2 separate regions of the Homo sapiens genome follow, and region 1 is linked to region 2. The links are chromatin contacts, found by Hi-C or POLR2A ChIA-PET in ENCODE. All regions are on one chromosome and are shown on one strand. The core of a region is the stretch at or near the end of the contact, and the rest is flanking DNA. Distances in the headings are between cores, read along the strand shown. Region 1 overlaps CD46 (CD46 molecule). Region 2 holds the start of CR1 (complement C3b/C4b receptor 1 (Knops blood group)).

Region 1 (5,237 bases), core at 1,842-4,341, 300 kb after region 2:
TGAATTCTGGTTACATGTGTTTTTCTCTCCCTCCTTAAATAAAGAGAGGGGTTAAACATGCCCTCTAAAAGTAGGTGGTTTTGAAGAGAATAAATTCATCAGATAACCTCAAGTCACATGAGAATCTTAGTCCATTTACATTGCCTTGGCTAGTAAAAGCCATCTATGTATATGTCTTACCTCATCTCCTAAAAGGCAGAGTACAAAGTAAGCCATGTATCTCAGGAAGGTAACTTCATTTTGTCTATTTGCTGTTGATTGTACCAAGGGATGGAAGAAGTAAATATAGCTCAGGTAGCACTTTATACTCAGGCAGATCTCAGCCCTCTACTGAGTCCCTTAGCCAAGCAGTTTCTTTCAAAGAAGCCAGCAGGCGAAAAGCAGGGACTGCCACTGCATTTCATATCACACTGTTAAAAGTTGTGTTTTGAAATTTTATGTTTAGTTGCACAAATTGGGCCAAAGAAACATTGCCTTGAGGAAGATATGATTGGAAAATCAAGAGTGTAGAAGAATAAATACTGTTTTACTGTCCAAAGACATGTTTATAGTGCTCTGTAAATGTTCCTTTCCTTTGTAGTCTCTGGCAAGATGCTTTAGGAAGATAAAAGTTTGAGGAGAACAAACAGGAATTCTGAATTAAGCACAGAGTTGAAGTTTATACCCGTTTCACATGCTTTTCAAGAATGTCGCAATTACTAAGAAGCAGATAATGGTGTTTTTTAGAAACCTAATTGAAGTATATTCAACCAAATACTTTAATGTATAAAATAAATATTATACAATATACTTGTATAGCAGTTTCTGCTTCACATTTGATTTTTTCAAATTTAATATTTATATTAGAGATCTATATATGTATAAATATGTATTTTGTCAAATTTGTTACTTAAATATATAGAGACCAGTTTTCTCTGGAAGTTTGTTTAAATGACAGAAGCGTATATGAATTCAAGAAAATTTAAGCTGCAAAAATGTATTTGCTATAAAATGAGAAGTCTCACTGATAGAGGTTCTTTATTGCTCATTTTTTAAAAAATGGACTCTTGAAATCTGTTAAAATAAAATTGTACATTTGGAGATGTTTCATGATGATGTGTTTATTTCTAGTGGGTTTTGTCTCAAATTGAAGTATGTTTCTAATTGGGCCCATCTTCTAACCATTCCACTCCCACAGCCATTCCTCCTGTCCCTCCTAGCTCAGACCCTTAAGTATCCCCAGGCTTCTCCACTCCCAACCCATCACATAGATACTGCACAGATATCCAGTGACATCACATTACCTACTGGATGAAGTCCACATTTCTTAGCCTGATACTTGAAGACCTTTTACAATTAAATCCCAACTTTCTTCCCCAAGCATTTTCTATTGCACTTCTTCAAATAACCTACTCTCAGTCAAGCCTGACCATTTCCCCTGTGCTTTCTGCTGTATTCCTAGTTCATTGTTGCTTGAAACACCTACTGTCCTGTTGAGATCCTATGCATCTTCCAAGGCCCAGCTCAGATATTACCCTTCATGAAACTGTGCCTGATTTCTGCCCAGCTCTTATAGTCTTTATTATTACCTAACCTTGGGATAGCCACATTTAAGCATCTATATATACGTGTCCAGTAGAAGATATATCTTCTGCATCCTATGATCGCATATGTAGAGCTAAATAAAAACCCAAGTCCTAACAAAGTATAAAATTTATGTAACTAGTAGGATTTGGTTGTTTCTGCAAAAATCATTGTTGCTCTCTCTGCAGATTTGAATTAAGTCGGATTGCTAAATTTCTCAGAGCAGGCTTCAGTGTTTCTCAACCATGGCTGCACATTGCAATCACCGGGGGATATTTACAGACACCTGGGTCCCACCCCTAGAGATTTCTAGTGTAATTGATCTGGGATGTGGTTTGGGTGTAGGGATTTCCAAGCGTCCTAAATGATTCCAAAGTGCAGCTAAGGTTGAAAACCCATGCATTAGTAAATCTCAAGCCCCACAGTAAATTTTTCTATATAAACTTGTAAAGATAGAAGTTAAAGGCTTATATTTATAGAAGAAAATTATGGCTTTCTTAATTCAGCCTATTAAATCAGAAAATTTCATTGAAGACTTGAATTAAGGTTTTGTTGTTTGGCTAACTGAACAAGGCTAGCTGTTGTTTAGAAATACAGAAGCATTGTCTCAAATAAACATAAAAATACAGAAGCATTCTGTTTAATAAAACACTAGGTGAAAATTATATATATATGTGTGTGTGTGTATATATATATATATATATATACACACACACACACACACACACACACACACACACACATATTTTGAGATGGAGTTTCGATCTTGTTGCCCAGGCTGGAGTGCAATGGCACTATCTCGGCTCACCACAGCTTCCACCTTCTGGGTTCAAGCGATTCTCCTGACTCAGCCTCCTGAGTAGCTGGGATTACAGGCATGCACCACCGCGTCTGGCTAATTTTGTATTTTTAGTAGAGACGGGGTTTCTCCATGTTGGTCAGGCTGGTCTCGAACTCCCAACCTCAGGTGATCCGCCCACCTTGGCCTCCCAAAGTGCTGGGATTACAGGCATGAGCCACCGCACCCGGCCTGAAAATTATATTGACTATGAATAGAGCATTTTGGAAAATCTTATGTGACCTTGAGACTGTAATGTATTTTTTAAATTGGGATAAAATACATGGGGACAGTTAGTTACTTTGTAAGGTAACTAACAATAAATCTGTAAGAATGCTGAAGGGACTTGGGATTAGAAGGAATATGAATTTGTGGTGTTCAAGTAGATTTTAGGGTTTGTGGGAAATAGTCAACTCTATGGTATTCTAAAACTTAGTAATGTCTTTCAGCTAACATTTTAACCAAGAATGAGCTTTTCTGCATATTTTTAAATTTTGCATACTTGTACTTAAGTAGGATTTAACATGGAGTCTAATAACTTCCAGAAATGATTCAAAATTGAGTGATTGTACATACAGATTTTTTTTTTTTTTTTCCTGGACTACACTGTTTTCATCAGAATTTCTAGGCTCACTCAGAAAAGGTTACACTAGTATGACTAATCCTTTGTAAATCGGAGCACTGCTGCCCTCCTGTGGACTGTCACGGCATTTGACAATCCCTTCCTTACCAGCTCAAACCTAGTCACTATTCAGAAGTTTGAGTCATTGCTGTGATTCCCAGAAGACATTTTCAATTTCATTTGGGATATGGTATAAGACTAGTCCTCTTCTCCTTCCGTGAAATCAAAATTATTTTTTGACACAGGATCTCGCTCTGTCACCCAGGCTGGAGCTCAGTGGCTCAATCACAGCTTACTGCAGCCTCAACCTCCTGGGTTCAAGGGATCCTCCCAACTTAGCTTTCCCCAACAGCTGGGACTACAGGTGTGCACCACCATGCCTGGATAATTTTTGTATTTTTTTTTTTTTTTTGTAGAGACGGGCTCTCGCATGTTGCCCAAGCTAGTCTCGAACTCCTGGCCTCAAGCAATCTGCCTGCCTCAGTGTTCCAAATTACTGGGGATCCAGGCATGAGCCACTGTGCCCAGCCAAGATTAACATTTTTAAAAGAGTTTTAAATGCTGTCCCTTATTGCTTAAGTATAGGAGAAGTATAATATTGTGGATCTGTGGTCAATAAACAATTTTTCCTTCCCTCTCACATACCAGCAGAACGTTTGAACAAATTGCCAAAAGTATAGATAACATTTGAAAAAGCCGCCCTTCCTGATTCCTGATTCGATAGTACATAGCCCAGGGAAACCTGTACAGAGGTGGTAAAACTGGTGTTAGGAGACTCCACCTCCATTTATAAGATTTACCTCTCTCATGTAGCTTTTTACAAAACTAAACTATAATAATATGCTGCAGTGTGGCAAACCCTGTGCTAAACTACTGTAAACAGGAACCCCTGTAAACAGTAATCCTGGTGTTTGGGGCTTGTGGCTTCATTGAGAGAGAATTCAGGAACAAATGCTTAGAGAAGCACTTCAGAATGGTGTTCAGGAAAATTATCTATCGTCTGATTAATCTCCTCCACCTGAAAGCGTTCCTAGGAAAAATACTCTGTAAATTTGTATTTAAGTTGGGACTTGAGAATTCTTTGGTTAGGTTCCCATAGCATCGTGCTTCTCAAGTCTTAGTGTGCTAGTGAGTTACATGGTGATCTTCTTAAATTAGAATCAGAAGATTCAAAAGGTATCGGTTGGGGCCTGAGGTTCTGCATTTCTAATGAGTGCCTAAGGAGCTGTTTGTGGTGGGCTGTATGATGGCCTCTAAAGATATCCAAGTCCTAATACCTGGAACCTGTGAATGTTACTTTATATGGCAAAAGGGTCTTTACAGATGAGATTAAGAAAATTGAAATAGGGAGATTATCCTGGATTATCCAGGTGGGGGCCCTAAATGTAACCACAAGGGTCCTTCTAAGAGGGAGGCAGGGGGAGATGTGACTGTGCCAGAAGACAACATGGCCACTGAAGCAAAAGACTGCCCCGCTGGCTTGGAAGACAGAGGAAGGGGGTGCAAGCCAAAGAACGCAGCTCTAGCAGCTGAAGAAGGCAAGAAAACCTGTTCTCTCCCGGCGCTTCTGAGAGGGCGGGTGGCCCTTGCAGTCCAGTGAGCTGATTGCAGGCTTCTGGAATCTGTAACTGTACAAATGTGTGTTGTTTTAAGACACCATGTTTGTGGTAATTTTTTAGGGCAGCCACAGGAAACTAACACACCAGTGCTGGGGGCCCTCAGACCACAGTGAGTAGTAAAGCGTTTTAGGAACAAGACCACAGAAGAGAGGCTCTCAACTTTAAAACAACAGTGATGTCCAGACCCATTCCCAGACCAGCAAAACCAGAGACTGTAGGGATGGGACCAAGGGAACACTAATTTAAAGGCTCTTTGGGTGAACTGAATAGGAAGATAGGGTAGGGCACCATCATACTAGAATAAACTCAAAAATACAACTTTTGTGTTCAAGGAAAACTCTCAAGCTCCATCGAAGTATGGACACACTAGTCTGCCAGGTACTCTCCTGAAACTACACACCAGCTTCTCAAAGTGAAGGTCTGGGCCAGTATGTTACACAAATAATTGTCCAGTTCTAGACTTATTTCTGTTTCACCTAAATTGGCCAAATATTTGACTTGTCTCATCCATATTTATTAAGGACTCATCAGTGTTTTACTTCCACAGGTGGGATTTTCCAGTCCAACTTGCATGAGTCTTGAAGGTGCTGTCAGT
Region 2 (5,535 bases), core at 2,159-4,658:
AAAAATCTAGGGGCAAATCCCAGAGGAAGGGACCCATTTAGAGCAACAGATATCCACCTTCACCTCCATCTGAAAAAAATCTTCCCCCAAACCATCTATGTTTCTCGTTTAAACTACCTCTCTTACACCAAATTTTCTGAAAGAGTGGTTGGCCTTAGCTGTCTCAACCACTGTAGTCATTCATTCAAGTGATGATAATTATGGAGCTCCTTCTGTGTGCTAAGCATTATTTTAGGTCATGGGATTTGGCAGTCGTAAACTGACATGTTCTCATGCAGCTTTTATTCTGGTGGGAGAGACACACAATAAGCAGATTTTCAGTTGGTAATAAAATGAAAAAATGATAAGTATAATTTTTTAATCTATATGAAACAGGCAAAAAGGAAAGGAAGTTCTGAATTAATGTGCAATTTTAAATAGTGGCCAAGGAAGGCTCCATTAAGAAGGTCTCATTTGAGCCAAATAACTCAAGGAGATGAGGTAGTAGCCATGCAGAGCGATATCTGGGCAAAGAGCATTCTAAGCAAAAGGAATATTAAATGGGAGGAAAAAACTGAAGAGAAAAATACACCTGCTGCACTTGGAGAAATAATTTGTTTGCAAGCTGATGGTAAAAATCCAGCAGAAAGAGGTGTATGATAGTGCTGGAGGAAGTGAGAATTGCTGGTTTCCTTGAGTGAGTGAGAGCAAATCGAATCTAGGGCACAAGTGGAGAGATCACCCTTAGACTTAGACTGTGAACAGTATAATTATATTAACAGGAGAGACGGAGGTTTCATGGGCCAAATACAAGAATTTGGGTGGAGTGATGGTAGAAAATTGTAGATCTATTTGATTGTTTCTATTTTCTCAATAAAGAAAGAAACAAAGCCATTCACAGAAATTAAGAATGTTGGAGAAGGTGTCAGAAATAAATGTCAAAATAAAAATATGAAATAGTCATTTAGGAGAATGGGAGAATAAATGGATTAGACAAACAATAGTGGGAATGTCAGGCAGAAGTATAATGGTCCATTTGAAATTATTTGTTACTAAAGTAAGGCTAGTCATTGTGGCTATGTGTCTTTTCCAGCCACATTCAGTTTCACAGGTATGAGAGCAAAATAATGGAGAATTGATTCTAACCAGGAATGTTGTTTTGTCTAATGGCTATAATAACCCAAGAGAAGGGTGAGGGAGCTAACAGTGGGTGCAAGATGGTGATTATAATGACAGAGTATGGAATTTAACCTGGTAGTGATGAAAGTGAAGACACAAAGGAGGTGAGAAGCTGAGAGAGATAGCGGTAGGATCAATGGGCTGCAGGCACTGAGACAGACAAAGATTGCTGGATTCAGTTTAACGTTACTAGGGTAAAAGAAAAGAGTTGGATTGGTGGTTAGAGAGTGGGATCATTGAAATCACTGAGAGGTTGAAAGTGACAAGTCTCCGAGCATGCACATGAGCATTAGAGTCAGAGGAGAGTGGAGGACAAGACCACAGGCAGAGAAGAGGTCAAGGCACTGGAAGGCCAGGGATTTGAAAATACTATTGCTGTGAATGTTGAAATCACCAGGAACTGTGGCAGAAGTAACAGTGGAGAAGGTGGCCATGAGCCAGGAGCTCAAACTTTCAAGGAATGAGGGAGAAAGTAGATACTAGGAGATGGATACCAGCAGAAGTGGTAAGGAGTGGCACCTTCTGATAGCATGTGATGTAAAACTGGGGAAATGAGCCTTCTCCTCTTCTCTTTTCCTAAGCCTACTACAATCTGGCTGCTACTCCCATTACTCTGTTGAGAATAACTTGAAATGATGATAGCAAATCCTTAAAAGAATGTCACTGGATGTACTAAAAACTGTGATAAGTGATATGATCAAAGTAGACATTTCTTCCACTAGAATTTTGGGAGGAAGCCTAATGGAAACCAATGCGCACAGAAAGACAAATGCTGTATGTTATTAGTCATATGTGGACTCTAAAAAACTCATCTCATAGAAGTAGAGGGTAGAATACTGGTTACCAGAGGCTGGGGAAGGGAGAGACAATGGGAGATGGAGAGAGATTGGTTAAAGGGCACAGGATCACAGATAGATAGGAGGAATACATTCATCCTTGAATACTTAACCCTCTGCCCTAAATCTGTCAGTCCTACATCCATACTTCTTATTTCAGTAAGTAGCACCACCATTCATTTCTAATCCTGGGGCTAACTCTTTTTTTTTTTTCTTTTCTGAATCATGTCTCCTTTTAATGGTTAAGGAAAACAAGTTTAACATAAAATTAGCAACAACAACAACAACAACAACAAAATCAAGGTTTAAAGTCAAAATTATTTTAAGAGAAAAACCCAGGCAAAATAGCCTACCTACAGGCAGGCAGTACATGTCAGAAGGACAGGCCACCCCCAATAAAAAAGATAAAATATTATTTTTTCTACCTTTTTTAAACTTAATTATTTAATTATTTCTTTCTTTTTTCTTTTTTTTGTTTCTTTTTTTTATTATACTTTAAGTTTTAGGGTACATGTGCACAACGTGCAGGTTTGTTACATATGCATACATGTGCGACGTTGGTGTGCTGCACCCATTAACTCGTCCTTTACATTAGGTATATCTCCTAATGCTATCCCTCCCCCCTCCCCCCACCCCACAACAGGCCCCGGTGTGTGATGTTCCTCTTCCTGTGTCCATGTGTTCTCATTGTGGAAGCTGGAAACCATCATTCTCAGCAAACTACCGCAAGGGGGCTAACTCTTGATTGCTTTCTTCTCACCACCAACCTTAAGAAAGGAAGTAACCAAAATCCAATACATGAGCAACTGTTCATTCCATCTCCAATATCTTTGTTAATTGTCCACTTTATCCACCCAGTCAGGGCCGCCATCAAACCTCACTTGGATGTCGGCAAAAGCTCCCCTGACTGGTCTTCGCAGTCCATTATTGCCCTATTCTAATCTACCTTCCATACTATACACAGATTTACATTTTTTAAATGTGTATCTAATTGTCCCTCCCTTTTAAAAAATCTTACAATGGCATGACGTCTCAATTCAGGGTAAGGAAATTGTTTCTTCACATTCCCTGTACACCGTACACATCGCCTGCAATTGCCCTTCAACACGGAGAGCAGGCATTTCATTAGCTGACCTTCCCACACACATTCTTGCAAAGAGGAAAAGTTAAGCAGGGTGTTTGGAGGCGAGCTGCCATCATCCACCGCCTTTGTCTGGAAGCGCAGGGCCTCACACGCGGGATCCATCGGAAGCCCGAGCATTGTCAAGCTCTGCTGCTGCACCTGGGTCAGCAAGGTGGGCTCTGCCAGCGAAACTCGTTAGAAACAATGCAAATGGGGAGTAAACATGACCTCGCCCATGAAGGGGAAGCTGTGGTCAAAAGCATTTTGTCCCGGAACCCCGCAGCCCTCCCCACACTCTGGGCGCGGAGCACAATGATTGGTCACTCCTATTTTCGCTGAGCTTTTCCTCTTATTTCAGTTTTCTTCGAGATCAAATCTGGTTTGTAGATGTGCTTGGGGAGAATGGGGGCCTCTTCTCCAAGAAGCCCGGAGCCTGTCGGGCCGCCGGCGCCCGGTCTCCCCTTCTGCTGCGGAGGATCCCTGCTGGCGGTTGTGGTGCTGCTTGCGCTGCCGGTGGCCTGGGGTGAGAGGCGGGCGGGCGTGGGGAGGCGCCCGGGCGGACGAGGAACCCGGGGCCCCGCAGAGAACTCGCGTGCAGCGCTGAGCTGCGCTGCTCTGCGCGCCCGGGTCCGAAGGCAGCGCGATGGGTGGGCTGAGCGCGCGACCCGGCAGGGCGGCGGGTGTAGGATCCTTCTGCGCACTGGAGACCCTCGCTGCTTCTGGGTAAGCGTGGAGTTCCCAGGTGCAGGGGCTTAAGTCGTGACGAGCGCAGTGGAAGGCGCAGATGCTGAGCGGGTGCCGCACGAAATTCCTTGCCTTTGTGTATTCACAGCCTCGGCTGGCTATAGCCAAGACGTGGCGTTGATCCTAGTGAAAGGGAACTTGGGGATCCGACAAACCTGAGTTCTGGTCCTAGAAACTTAACTGTGAGGCAACTTAGCACACCTGAGTCTGTTTGCTCTTCTGTAAAATGGGGACACTGGTATCTCTGCATCGTGGAGTTGCTGCCTCAGTGGCATTAAGCCTGTCGAGTATCTAACACAGGGCTATGTGTCCCCGAGTCCATTTCTATCCCCCAACCGTTACCTCTGTACTTTGCTCCCAATGGTGTTTAGACAAGCAGTCCTAGGGATGCAGGTGTTACCTGACAACTGCCCCGCATGGAACTGTCCTCGCCCCCCACACCAAGCCACCACGGCCATCATCACCATGCACTTAATTGACAGCATACTTTAAGACAGATGCATGCCAGGCACTTGCGGATTAGAAGAGCAAGGGAAGCCCCAGAACATGCAATGTAACCGTTGCAGGTAGAAGGGACAGTAGATATGTTTACAGTTCGCATTTTAGTGATGTGTTTAGTACAAAATAACGCCTATTATAATTATTATGGAAATTTTGAGGCCACATCTCTTCCTTTTTCTTAACTTCAAATAGGTAAACATCTTCAGTTAGAACCCTTCTATTATTATTTTTCGGCTCCCCAGAAGTCTTCTTGGTTGCCTAGACTCACTGGCAACATCTCATTTGAAGTGACAGTCTTGGTTGTTTTTGTCCAGCCTATTCCTGACAACTCCGGGTTCGCCCTTCTCTGCCACTAGACATTTTACATTCATTATTTGAGTGTTCCTTCTTCTCTAAAAGAGTAAATAAAATAAAATAAAGTAGAACCAAGTCCCGCAAGAGTTGTTATTAATATTTGATCTCCTTAGGCACCAGAAAGTAACCTGTCAGGTGCAGAGATGTGATAAAACGTACAATCTTATTTTTAGGAGAGAAGCATGCCCAGTAAGTTAAGCAATCTGTTGTCAACGCTTAGGAATTTGTGTCATCTTTGGGAGTACTGGCCCTCTTCTTACTAGAATGTTGTTTTACTTAGCCTATGTTGATTAAGTTACTGTTATAAACAATCCCAGACACTATTAATTGCAAAAAAAAAATTTACTGAGGTTATCACAATAACTTCCAAATGTGAAACAGCCTAAACTAAACTACCTAGAAATTTTGTTGCTGACATAATTTAAATTTTAAAATGCTGATGGATGCTTCCAGTGTGCACGGTCCTTTGGAATTTTAAAGAAGTATAAGAGCTCTGCACCCAAAGTGTATGCATATAGAAGTAGGTGGTGGAGTTTTATGAAATCTACTTATTAGGAAGCCAGCGTTCTGCTTTTTCCAGCCTCTGCTACTTACCAGCTGGTGTCTTGGACCCAGTAAGTTAAGTCACATCACTGACCTTCAGTGTCCACATGTATAAAATGAGCACAACTGACATCCTGATCTCTGAGAGAGACGTTTTGAAAATCAGATGGTGTAATGCATGTGACAGTGTTTTGTAATCTGAAAACCCCCATGCATGTCTGAAAAACCATGACTAAGAAGTCGTGCAAGACTGCAGGATCACCGAAAAGCGAGAAA

Evidence for each region. Hi-C counts contacts between places; a loop is a spot of excess contacts on that map. ChIA-PET counts read pairs that join two places held with the same protein, here RNA polymerase II (POLR2A). Pooled maps may share reads with other maps.
Region 1: a loop to region 2 is called in a pooled map, with 2.2 times the contacts of the local background. The contact joins the enhancer-like site here to the promoter of CR1 in region 2. A Hi-C loop is called at or near these places in 7 of 50 pooled maps. POLR2A ChIA-PET finds 5 or more read pairs at or near these places in 2 of 52 experiments (BJ and activated CD4-positive, alpha-beta memory T cell).

The regions. Positions count from the first base shown.
Region 1 is chr1:207,794,425-207,799,661 of GRCh38, forward strand. It overlaps CD46 (CD46 molecule), which reads left to right. Exons shown (of 13, transcript NM_172351.3): 13 at 1-1,080. Among named protein-coding and RNA genes, the nearest start is that of MIR29C, 4.9 kb to the right of the region's middle. RefSeq lists enhancers at 4,201-4,300, 4,411-4,550, 4,841-4,970. Within about 2 kb of position 3,092, at least 7 of the 41 ENCODE cell types and tissues checked have a DNase peak (open chromatin) inside an H3K27ac peak, as active enhancers do.
Region 2 is chr1:207,492,749-207,498,283 of GRCh38, forward strand. CR1 (complement C3b/C4b receptor 1 (Knops blood group)) reads left to right here and starts at 3,409. Exons shown (of 47, transcript NM_000651.6): 1 at 3,409-3,640. The coding sequence starts at 3,520.